3 separate regions of the Homo sapiens genome follow, and regions 1 and 3 are each linked to region 2. The links are chromatin contacts, found by Hi-C or POLR2A ChIA-PET in ENCODE. All regions are on one chromosome and are shown on one strand. Each heading gives the region's core, a stretch centred on a gene start or an enhancer-like site at or near the end of the contact. The rest is flanking DNA. Distances are from core to core; before and after follow the strand shown.

What was found. A loop is a pair of places that touch in the nucleus more often than their neighbours do. ChIA-PET counts read pairs that join two places held with the same protein, here RNA polymerase II (POLR2A). Pooled maps may share reads with other maps.
Region 1: a map of CD4-positive, alpha-beta memory T cell shows a loop between it and region 2 (16-fold over the local background). The contact joins the promoter of EXOSC2 here to the enhancer-like site in region 2. A Hi-C loop is called at or near these places in 1 of 168 maps with a recorded cell type or tissue (CD4-positive, alpha-beta memory T cell) and 7 of 50 pooled maps. POLR2A ChIA-PET finds 5 or more read pairs at or near these places in 1 of 52 experiments (activated B cell).
Region 3: a map of CD8-positive, alpha-beta T cell shows a loop between it and region 2 (10-fold over the local background). The contact joins the promoter of BRD3OS here to the enhancer-like site in region 2. A Hi-C loop is called at or near these places in 1 of 168 maps with a recorded cell type or tissue (CD8-positive, alpha-beta T cell), 1 of 37 single-sample maps with no recorded cell type and 7 of 50 pooled maps.

Annotation. Positions count from the first base shown.
Region 1 is chr9:130,691,293-130,695,029 of GRCh38, reverse strand. It overlaps EXOSC2 (exosome component 2), which reads right to left and starts at 1,250. Exons shown (of 9, transcript NM_014285.7): 1 at 1,117-1,250. The coding sequence starts at 1,238. RefSeq lists an enhancer at 998-1,187.
Region 2 is chr9:132,241,151-132,244,782 of GRCh38, reverse strand. It overlaps NTNG2 (netrin G2), which reads right to left. Exons shown (of 8, transcript NM_032536.4): 8 at 257-2,907. The coding sequence ends at 2,672. Among named protein-coding and RNA genes, the nearest start is that of NTNG2, 81 kb to the right of the region's middle. RefSeq lists silencers at 2,524-2,593, 3,064-3,113, 3,264-3,632. Within about 2 kb of position 2,367, at least 15 of the 41 ENCODE cell types and tissues checked have a DNase peak (open chromatin) inside an H3K27ac peak, as active enhancers do.
Region 3 is chr9:134,022,844-134,026,857 of GRCh38, reverse strand. It overlaps BRD3OS (BRD3 opposite strand), which reads right to left and starts at 1,377. Exons shown (of 3, transcript NM_001355256.2): 1 at 1,322-1,377; 2 at 768-1,013; 3 at 1-650. The coding sequence starts at 110. RefSeq lists silencers at 1,084-1,503, 1,814-1,943.

The DNA of each region.
Region 1 (3,737 bases), core at 1-2,500, 1.5 Mb after region 2:
TCTTAAGATTTCCTAGGGGCCAGGCATGGTGGCTCATGCCTGTAATCCCAGCACTTTGGGAGGCCGAGGCGGGCAGATCACACTTGAGGTCAGGGGATCGAGACCAGCCTGGCCAACACAGTGAAACCCTGTCTCTACTAAAAAAAAAAAAAACCAAAAATTAGCTAGGCATGGTGGCGTGCACCTGTAATCCCAGCTACTCAGGAGGCTGAGGCAGGAGAATCACTTGAACCCAGGAGGCAGAGGTTGCAGTGAGCCGAGATCGCACGACTGATCTAAGACAGACTCCGTCTCAAAAAAGAAAAAAAAATTTCCTGGTATCCACTAACCTTAAACTAACAGGTTAAAGGGCAATGCTATGAATGCTGTGCCCCTTGTACATATACAAGTAAAAAAATAATAATAATAAAGGTTGAAACACTAGTGTTATCTATGATGATATAATGGCTGGTTTTACTTCTTTTCTTACATAATTGTCTCATTTAATCCTCATTACCGTATCATACTGTTATTATCACTATCTTACAGATGAGGAAACTGACCGTGGAGAGGCAATGCCGCTAATAAGATGTGATGGTAGCAGGACCGGAACCCCAACTGTCTGACTCAAGAGCCTTCCCTCTTAACCACAATACACTGCACTACACCCCTTAGATTCAAAATGTGTATAAATGGGTGCATGCAGCACAATGTAACTGTTTGCCCTAAGATCGAACAATTACGGATTCTAAACTGAAGAGGAGGCAGCCAAGAACGCCCACCGTCCCCTCAGAGAGCTGAAAACTGGAAAAGAGCCTGCACCTAACCCTCCCCAGCTTTCCAGGTCTCCCACAAGGAAGGATCAAAGATTTGGACTTCAGGCAGAAGACCCAAAAGTCACAGCCACCGGAGGTCAGGAGTGGAGGGTTTCAGGGAGCTGAGACAAATGCAGACGGGGACACACAAGATGCAGGGAGCAAGAAGCACGAGGCTCGGAAGCGAGGTGTGTAGGATGCTCAGACGAAGTGCCCTGGGTCCCGCGGGGAGTTACACACACAGGGATACGAGGCCTGGACCACGTGCAGAGAGCCCTGAAGCCGCTCTCTGAAGCCTCGACTCCCCCAAGTCCCCACGTACCGCATGAATCCTGTGTCCGTAGTGATTGTATCCCCCGGCACCACTAGATGTTTCTTAGTGTCGCGGCCCAGTCTCTCGCTAAGAGGCTTGCGAGCCACTGGAAGCCTCATCTCCATCGCCATCTTGGCGCCAATGAGTTGCGCAGGCGCAGCTCAGTCGGGAGCTGCGATATCCGACTCCACAACTCCAGGCCGCGTTCGGAGGGGCGGGGAAGGGCGGGGACTCAGAGCAGCTGCCAATGAGAACTCACGGCCTAGAGGCCATGTTTACAATTGGCAACAATAAGGCGAACCCGAAGGGAAGGGAGCCGAGCTGCCATGTCTACTATTGGCAAGGAAGCACCCGTGGAATAATAAAATCTCACGTTGTGTGGCGTGTGACTTTTTACCAAAACTGTCTTGTACTCATCATCCCATTTATTGTTTACCAGGGTTAGAGATAATTGAGAAACGGACCTCTGAGTTTCTGTCCAATTCTAAGCTGCTGAAATCCGATATTTTGTAAGAGAGAGCTCAGGAGGATGGAGAGATGGGATCTACAGAAAACACTATTTGAACAGAAAGAAGAGCCCCTTTCCACACGGTTCCCAGTAGCGCCAGGATTCTACATTGCGGCCGCCCCGTGGGTGCTGGCTCAACATCATCATCTATAACCCCAAACCGGGCTCCAGATACTTCTCACTTGGTTCTGTCCTTTCATAAGGACTCCTTTGAACAAGCTAATTTACTCCAATATTTCTTTTGGAAACAAGTTAAAAATCGTCTAAGAAAACAGGTCAAACCTTGCAAGCCAGGTATATTTGGTAGGGAAGGGAAGAGCACACACAATGCGAAGATCTTGGCTTGCATTTAGTTACACAGCGAGTTGAGCGCTCTCTGTGTGCCAGGCGCTGTTCTAAGGACTCAGCGGGGAACAGACGGATGTCTCTGTGGGTTTTTCTGCGGCTCCGTTTTAATAGGAGGGTACCCCTCGCCCCTTCTCCCCGTCCCCCACTACCCTCTCCCTCTCCTTGCCCTGCATTCACAAGAAACTAATTGGGGATGGTAACTCCCCATGCACAGGGACTCTAAAGACGATTAAATGAAATCATTGGCATCAGCTGTGGTCAGTAAAGCCGGTAAACCAAGTCCGCCTCCTGAAGAAAGATCCATCGAGCCAATTGTTTTATAAATCTCCAAAGCGACAGCATTTCTTCCACTTAAGCAAGTCTCACGACCACACTTAAGAAAGCCAGCCCTGCCAGGCAGTCGATGACATGAATGCTAGTGCCCCGAGGCCCTGGGTAAGCGGGCTGCCAGACCCTCGCCCTCTGCCGTGCCTGGAGGAAGGCACTAGAGCCCAGCCCCTCGGTCCAGTCCTGCCGCGGCCATAAGAGGGCGATGGTGTCCTCTGAGCTCGCGTAGCCCGGCAGCCGGGGAGCCAGGCCCAGCGAGCGGCCCTAGGCGGAGCGAGAGTGTAGGCCTGACACCATCCAAGTTCTTCCCGGGAGGGAGAGACGTCGCCTTTACCCCGCGCATTCTCACAGCGTTCACAAGGTTGGCATTGTGGATACCAGTTTATGGAGGAGGAAATCGAGGCCCCAAAAGGAATGGAATTCACATTAGCAGATGGCTGCAAAGCCGATGTGTGTTCCAACTGCACGCGATTTACCCCAGAGCCTGCACCCTTTACCAGAAATAGCCCGAGTGCTTCGGCTGGTCCTTTGCTGAGTGCTTTACAAATACTATGTTATGTATTCCTCACTTTCAGCCCATCTTCGAGATAGGCATTGCTATCCCTGATGATCACTTGGGGCCACCGAGCCCCCCAAACAGACCCGTAACTGGGACTAGAATCCAAAACGACAGGGACTCCCCCTCTCCCATCCCCAGTGCTCCTCTTTCTGCATCATCACACGCACCTTTTTTTATTTTTATTTTTTTCGAGACAGAGTCTTTGTCACCCAGGCTGGAGTACAATGACACGATTATGGCTTACTGCAGCCTCGTCCTCCTGGGCTCAGGTAATCCTACCACCTCAGCCTCTTGAATAGCTTGGACTACAGGCACATGCCACCAGGCTCGGCTAATTTTTTGTATTTGTCTTGTGAAGACAGGGTTTCACCGTGTTGCCCAACCTGATCTCGAACTCCTAAACTCAAGTGATCCGCCCACCTTGGCCTCCCAAAGTGCTGGGATTACAGGCATGAGCCACCAAGCCCGGCCACACTTACCCCTTTACGACCAGTAGACAAGTGGGTACCCGGAGACGAAGCAGCACATCCCAGGGGGCTTGTAAAAAGTATAGATTCCTTAGGCATTGAGGCTGTAAACCCCGAATATCTGAGACAGGTCTCAGTTAATTTAGAAAGTTTATTTCACCAAGATTGAGGATGTGCCTGTGGCACAAGCTCAGGAGGTCCTGACAACCTGTGCCCAAGGTGGTCGGAGCGCAGTTTGGTTTTATACATTTTGGGGAGACATGAGGCATCAATCAACATATGTGAGATGAATATTGGTTCGGTCTGGAAAGGCTGGACAACTCGAAGCTGGGAAGGGGCTTCCTGGTGATAGGTAGATAAGAAACAAATGGTTGAGGCCAGGCGCGGTGGCTCACGCCTGTAATCCCAGCACTTTGGGAGG
Region 2 (3,632 bases), core at 1,118-3,617:
GGTGAGTTCTGCTCAGCTGCCCTGTGCTCACTAGAAGGCAGGGGCAGTCCTGTTCTGGACAGAGGTGGACTCCTCGGCCTGAGTCATGGACATTCCTCTTCCTGGTGACTTGAGGGTCACCATGGGGGGCTGCGGCCAAGGAAGGGTGGGTTTCAGTCTCTCTCTGGCCTTAGAGGGCTCAGGGGGCCCGGATGCCAATCAGGCAGGGCCAAGAACTTGGAAAGTGTGCATGGAACAGAAAACCCAAATTCTAGTGTTTTAATCACATCACCGTTTATTTTTTTTCTCACACAGTAAGACAGGCAGGTGGTGCGGTGGCTCATGCCTGTAATCTCAGCACTTCGGGAGGCCAAGGCCGGAGGCTCACTTGAGCCTAGGAGTTTGAGACCAGCCTGGGCAACATAGTGAGACCTCAACTCTATAAAAATAAGTAGATAAATAAAAGCAGTGCAGAGGTTGCAGCCAAGGCAGGTGTCCCAGGCTCTGCAACTTCCACCCCCGGCTCCACCCTTCACTATCCTGAGGGTGACACTGTTATGCTCAGTGTCTCAAGAAGGCTCCTTCCCCATCCTGCTGACTGAAGAGCAGAGGGAGGGATGAGAGAGAAAAACCAGAGCCACAAACTTGGACAACTGAGGCTTTGTGGGGCGTGGAGGAAGGGATGACTTTTAAGAACTTTCTGGAAGCCCACCCATCAGTCCTGCTTACATCTCACTGCCCAGAGCTGTGTCCCCTGGCCACTCCTATCCACAAGAAGCCCCAGAGAGGTGTTTTATTTTATCTGGGCACTTTGGGTCCCAGGCAGTGGGGTTCTGTGCGTAAGGAAGAATGTGAGGGTAGAGATGGGCCAGCTGCAGGAGGATGCAGGGCCTGTCGGAAGGCACTTCCGGGTCAGCAGGGTGCTGGGGGTGGGAGCAGAGAGAGGAGGCCAGGAGGGGCTGGTGTGTGGGCTCGGGACACTGTGAGTCCTATGCAGTGTCCCGTTGTGCCTCCCCCTCCTTTTCTGTGTTGTAATCTCCTGCTGTCCCCAAGGCCAAGTTTGTTCCACTTGGTCTTAGCTTAGCTTTGGGGACTCAAGGGAAGGACCCAGGTCTAAACCTCGCAGCTGGGAAAGAACAGGTGTGGTGGCAGAAGCCAGTGCTGGGAGCACCTGCAGGTGGAGCAGTGGCAGCAGTTAGCAACCAGGACCGGACCCCCGGCACTGCTCTGAAATAAACATAGGTGGACAGGAGGCTGGACCGAGGGGGAAGTGTGGCCCCAGGGCTGGAGACACCAAGCGGAGATGGGAGAACTGCTGGATCCTCTGAATCAGAGGCCCCAGGGGATGAGCCCCGAATCTAGGAGCTTCCTCACCACTCCCAAGCTGCCCCTGTCCCCTCCAGCACCCCTTCCTAATCTTGAGAAGGTAGGGAGGACAGGGCCGGCACGTCTGGGGTCTCTGCACTGCCCGCCTCTGCCCACCTGGCCATCTGAAACTCTGGAAGGAGGCGGTGGCCGAATTGTGGGTTCAGCTTCATCTGATATTGGACTTGAGGCTCCGGCTGCAACAGGTCTGAGATGACACATCCATCGGAGGTGGCCACCGAGACACAGTATAAATCAGAGCATTGGATTCAACCTCTGCTAGGATTCTCCCTGAGTCATTTCCCTTGGACTTCTGTAGAAAAGGGCCAATACACTCCGGATTTCTTTTTTGGGAAAGGAGGGAGGCAGCCTTTCAGTGTGGGGAGGCTCCTAACAGGTGGGGCACCTGCAGCCTGGCCGCGGGGTGGAAAACTCTGCCAGCCAAGCCTGCGGGGAGGGGGCACTGCCTGCTGGAATCCACAGAAAGGCCCAGGGAAATGGTGGCCCCAGTAGGGAAACCGTTTCTTTAAGGCTGTGTTGTGGATTCCTCTGTAAGCCCCACACCTGCCCACCGTCCCCAACACAGAAAGAAAACAGGCCGTGGAGGCAGCAGTGAGCAAACTCTTTACTCCTCGGATTCTCCACCATCGGCCCCCGCGGTGACCAGTGCTCCCGCCCCGTCCCCCTTGCAGGGGACAGTGAATACAAACAAAAATAGTTCTCTACAGAACGAAGTTTCCAGGCCCCCCACCCCTTCCTTCTCTCCTCCTCCCCCAGACGGTGAGTTCCGTGGTCACCGGGCCTCCGGTGAGGCCTGGGGTCTGGTGGGTTGCAGGAAAAATAAAGAATAGAAAACAGGACCAAGTCAGCGACTGGAATTGTAGGCAACTGGAGGTCGGGGTCCGCCGCCGCCCGTGAGCCTGGCACAGGCCAGGGGGTGTCGGCCACAGTCCCGTGTGTGTAAGTGTGGTGGGAGGCAGGACGGGGTGTGGGGCGAGCAGCGTTTCTCCCGACCCTCTGGCTCACCGCCAGAAAAAAAAAAAAAAAAAGAGAGAGAGAGAAAGACAAAAAAGGAACTGGGCGGCGGATAATACAAAAGAAAAACGAAACCAAATCGCAGGCGCGGGGACCGGAGTCCCAAGGCGCCCCTGCTGCGGGGGGAGGGCAGTGCGGGCGGGAGCGCGGGCCGGGCGGGGGGCCCTGCTGAGTAGCACCTGGGAGCACCTCGGGCCGCACCCTTCTCACCGCCCGGCCTCGGACGCCGGCCCCGCCCCGGGACCCCGGGACCCCCGGCCTCCGGGTGCGGGGAGCGTCCTCCGGGCGGGGCTCAGCGGCCCAGGCGGGCGGCCAGCCCCAGCAGCAGCAGGCAGCCGAGCAGGGTGGCGGGGCGCGGGGCGGCCCCGGGCGCGCGGTCGCAGTCCAGACCGCCGTCATCGTCGGCGGGGTCGCAGCGGGGCTGCTCGCAGCGCACGCCGGTGTAGCCGCGCGGGCAGGCGCAGCGCTGGTTCTGCAGGCAGGTGCCTCCGTTCTGGCACAGCAGCTGGTCGTCGTCGCACACGTTGGCTGCAGGCGGAGGGGGCGGTCAGCACGGGGGGTGGCCCGGTCCCCCCGCCAACCTCCGAGCTCCTGCGAAGCAGGGTGTGCGAGATCCCGGGGGCGCCGTCTGGGCCGGGGATGTAGGAGGCTCCAGGCGCGCTGGGTGCGAAACGTCCCCCCTCGGAGGGTGACGGCGCCCGGGCGAGATCTGGCCCCCGGCTGCCTCCCACCGCTGCCCCTCTCTCCCCGCCCCACTGGCCTCGGTGCTGTTCTTCAGACGCGCCTGCAGTCTCCAGAGCTGTGCACGTGCTGTTCCACGCGCCTGGAGCCTCCTTTCACCCTGTGCCCGCGGCTAACGCCGACTTGGACAGCCTCCCTCCCTCTGTCCCCGCAAATACCTTTCCAACCAACCCCAGCTCGGTCTTTCTCGTAGTTCCCACCAGGCACCACCGTGCCTCAGGTCGCATCAGGCCCCGCCCCGAGCTCTTGGACCCGCCCCTCGGCCCGGCCCCGGACCTCAGCAGCATCCTGTCCCCGCCCACCTGCCAGCTCCGTCTCGCTAGGCCCCGTCCACCGCCCCCGGGTCGGCCCCATCTCACCAGGCCCCTGCCAACTATCCCAACCCTGCCCCGCTCTCACTAGGCCCCACCCACTGCCCCGGCCCTGCCCCGTCTCGCGAGGCCCCGCCCACCGCCTCTTCCCCGTCCCACTAGGCCCCACCCACTTCCCCGGCCCTGCCCCGTCTTGCTAGG
Region 3 (4,014 bases), core at 128-2,627, 1.8 Mb before region 2:
TCCAACTTCTGCTGTTGCTGCTGCCAGATGAGCAAGGAGGTGTCCCTGTACCGGAGGCGGGCGTAGCCTTCAGACAAGGCCTTCTCTGCCAGGGGGACACGGCCACTCATCCCCTCCCCCGTCCCGCTGGACTCCTGGGAACCCTGCTGTTCTGAGACGGCCCACGCGCACTAAATTAACGGACAGCTTTCCCAGCTTTGGGGCTTAAGGATCCCTCGTTTAACTGAATGGTAGAAATTAGGAATTCCGCCCATTTGCAGGCAACGTCCTCAGGAGGGTTGTGTGGTGAGGAAATGAGGCGGCCTCACCATTCTGAAGACACCTGAGACCCATTCAGGGGACCGCACACAGGTCAGAGCGGCGCCCGGCCACAGCTCTTCCGGGTGCAGCTGTGTGGAATTGACAGGGACGAGGCGTCACACCCTGGGGGGTGATTCTGCCACCATGGCCTGGACCACTGAGCTTGAAGAGATGGATCCAGTGCCCTGAGGAAGGGACATGGTGGCCCCAGACGCAAGCTGGAAGGAGCTCCGGTGGCACGCCCCGCACGCATCTGTCCGGGCCAGCTTTCAGGGCAACGGCTGTTCTGACCCACCCTGGGGATCCAGCCCCAGCGTTTGTTCAGGTCTCGTCTCTCCCCAAAGGTGCTGCTGCAAAGGAACGAACGTGCTGTCAGGAGAGGGGAAGTCAAGCGCCCCGGCAGCGGCGGCAGTCTGCAGCGCAGCATCAAGTCTCTGGGGGTCAGCGGCCTAGATCGAGCTACTTACGTCCCGTGGGGCAGCCTGGGAGCTGGGTGGAGAGTGAGACGGGCGCCCAGTGCCAGCTTTTTCAGTCACTGGGAGGTGCTGGGGAGGCTGCTTGTTGGGGCTTCAGGGTCTCCATCTGTGAAACAGGAGCCAGCGGCGCTTGAAAGGGCGCGGGTTCCCGGAGACGCCGCCAGGCGTCAGCCCCGGGACCGGAAGGGGCCCCCAGGGCCGCCTTGCTGCTCCGAGCATCCAGCTCCCGTGAGGCCCCTGGACCCAAACAAAAACGATGTCAGGAGAAAACAAACAGGGAAGCATCGCAACCCACTCCCGAACGCCTTCCCAGCTGCGCAGCGTCAGGGACCTCCCCTCCTGGGATGCCTGCGCTAGGTCAGCCTCAGCTTCCCGGGCCCCCATCGCGCGTCCCCGCCACCTGCGCGCACCCTGGGGTCCCCGTCGCGTGGCCCGCGGCCCCCATCCCCGCGCCCCAGACCCCGCGCGCTCTGGGTCGCCCCATCCTCCAGCCCCCTATCGTCTGCCCGCATCCCCGGGTCCCCCACGTCGCCCGCCCCAGTCACCGCTCGTCGCGGGCCTCGGAGATGCGGGCAGCGGCGCGACGCACTGCGGGGCTCCCAGGGCGGGGCCGGCGGCCGCTGGGCCGTGTCTCCATGGCAGCGCCGCAGGCCTGGCGAGCCGAGCGCAGAGGCTGGGCAGGCGTGTGCGACGAGCCCAAGCCATCGATCGCTCCGCGAGGAGGGGCTGGGCCCGCCCCGAATAGGAACTGGAAGAGGAGGAGGAGGGGCTGGAGGAGGAGGGGCTGGAGGAGGAGGGGCTGGAGGAGGAGGAGGGAGGAGGAGGAGGAGCTGGGAGAGGAGGGGCTGGGAGAGGAGAAAGGGCTGGATGAGGAGGAGGGGCTGGAGGAGGAGGAGGGGCTGGGAGAGGAGGAGCTGAACGAGAAGGAGGAGCAGAAGGAGGAGTGGAGGAGAAGGAGGAGCAGGAGGAGGAGCTGGGGGAGGAGGAGGAGCTGAGAGAGGAGGAGGAGATGGAGGAGGAGGGGCTGGATGGTGAGGGGCTGGGAAAGGAGGAGGGGCTGGGAGCGGAGGTGGGAGGAGGGGCTGGCAGAGGAGAAGGGGCTGAGGAGGTACTGGAAAAGAAAGAGGAGCAGGAGCTGGAGGAAGACGTGGAGGAGGAGCTGGAGGAGGATGAAGAGAAGGAGTGGGACGCCCACAACCCTGTTAGTAAGACACTGCCGGACTGTATGGTCTTATCATCTTGGTTTTCGTATTTCTGCTTGTGTGGTTACTTTTGCCACTGCTGTTACTGCTTTTATTAGTATTCTTACTCTCAGTAATTGATACAATTATTTTTAATTAATTAAATGTCCGGGCTTACTATCTCAAAAATAGGTCTTGAATTTCTCCATCTCATCCAACCAAGCCAGGCCTCTATACTGCTCATTTGGACTCCTCAACAGCCCCATGAAAGCAAGGTCTATTTCCTTTTCTCACTCCACCTCCAATCATACTCCAATAGCACTCTTTTAGTATCTACCCTTTTCCCCTAATTTTATGGTTTTCTCCAATGCCAATTAAGAAAACTAGCATAATGGAACCTGGTGTGGTGGCTCACCTCTGAGTCCCACCTACTTGGGAGGCTGAGGCAGGAGGATCCCTTGAGCCAGGAGTTCGAGGCTGCAGTGAGCCATAATCATGCCACTGCACTTCAGCTGGGACGAAACAGCAAAACCCCATCTCTAAAAAAAAAGAAAATAAGCATAACAGACATCCAAGGAAGATGCTTAGTGTGAGCACTAAGCCCACAGCTGTGGAACGCACATTCTTTTTTTTTTTTTTTTTGAAAGGGAATCTCACTCTGTCACCCAGGGTGGAGTGTGGTGGCACGATCTCAGCTCACTGCAACCTCCGCCCCCCAGGTTCAAGCGATTCTCCTGCCTCAGCCTCCTGAGTAGCTGGGACTACAGGCGCCGGCAACCACGCCCAGCTAATTTTTGTATTTTTAGTAGAGACAGGGTTTCACCATATTGGCCAGGCTGGTCTCGAACTCCTGACCTTGTGATCCGCCTGCCTCGCACTTTCTTCACAAGTACCTACACAGGACGTTTAGCAAAACTGATCACATGCTGGACCATAAATCAGTTTCAACAAATTTGAAAACGTTTAAATCTTACATGATCTCCCAGTCTTCCGACCTGGGAAAAGACAGCAACCGAAGTTATACTGCTTTCAAGAGACACAAGAACAGGCCTGTATTCAAAGACCCATTTAACACTTTTACCTCTATCTGGCTGGGTGCGGTTTTCACGCCTGTAATCCCAGCACTTTGGGAGGCCTAGGCGGTCACATCACTTGAGGTCAGGAGTTCGAGACCAGCCTAGCCAACATGATGAAACCCTGTCTCTACCAAAAATATAAAAAATTAGCCCAGTGTGGTGGCAGGCGCCTGTAATCCCAGCTACTCAGGAGGCTGAGGCAGGAGAATCTCTTGAACCCAGGAGGCGGAGGTTGCAGTGAGCTGAGATTGCACCATTGCACTCCAGCTTGGGTGACAGAGTGAGACCCCATCTCAAAAAAAAAAAAAAAAAATTGCCTCTAAGCTAATATAATTTGTTCTATGCCTTGAACTAAATAATTTGAATATTTAGTTACCTGTAAGCTTCCTTTTCCTGTCGTTGTCAAAACCAAATAGGACTTATATTTCTGTTCGAAACATTTACTTATGTTTTGTTTTCCAGAGTCAAAAAGCTGTTTTTCCTTTTAAGCTATTTTATAGCTACAACAATTAAGTAAAAAATGAAGATTACCTCTCTTTTTCTACCTGATATCTCCAGAATCTGAAAATGATTTAAAATCCCATTGGCTCCAATCTGATTTGATATCAAACACCCTCCCTCTAGGCCCAGGGACAATTGCAGAAGAGGTAAACGCATGAGATTGTAAGGGCTGGTTTCGAGGGATAAAATTTGTTCAGACCCTCTGAATCAAAGATGGTTCACAAATACCTAAATAGCTGATAGCTCAATACATAAAACTTAGAGATAAGTCAATTTTGTAACCTCACGTTTTGGATTTTGGTTTTTGCCTCTTATGTTGCACAAAAGGTTGTTTTTTGTTGTTGTTGTTGTTTGTTTTATTTTGATTTTTTTGAGATGGAATCTCGCTCTGTCGCCCAGACCGGAGTACAATGGTGCAATCTCAGCTCACTGCAACCTCCGCCTCCCAGGTTCAAGTGATTCTCCTGCCTCAGCCTCCCG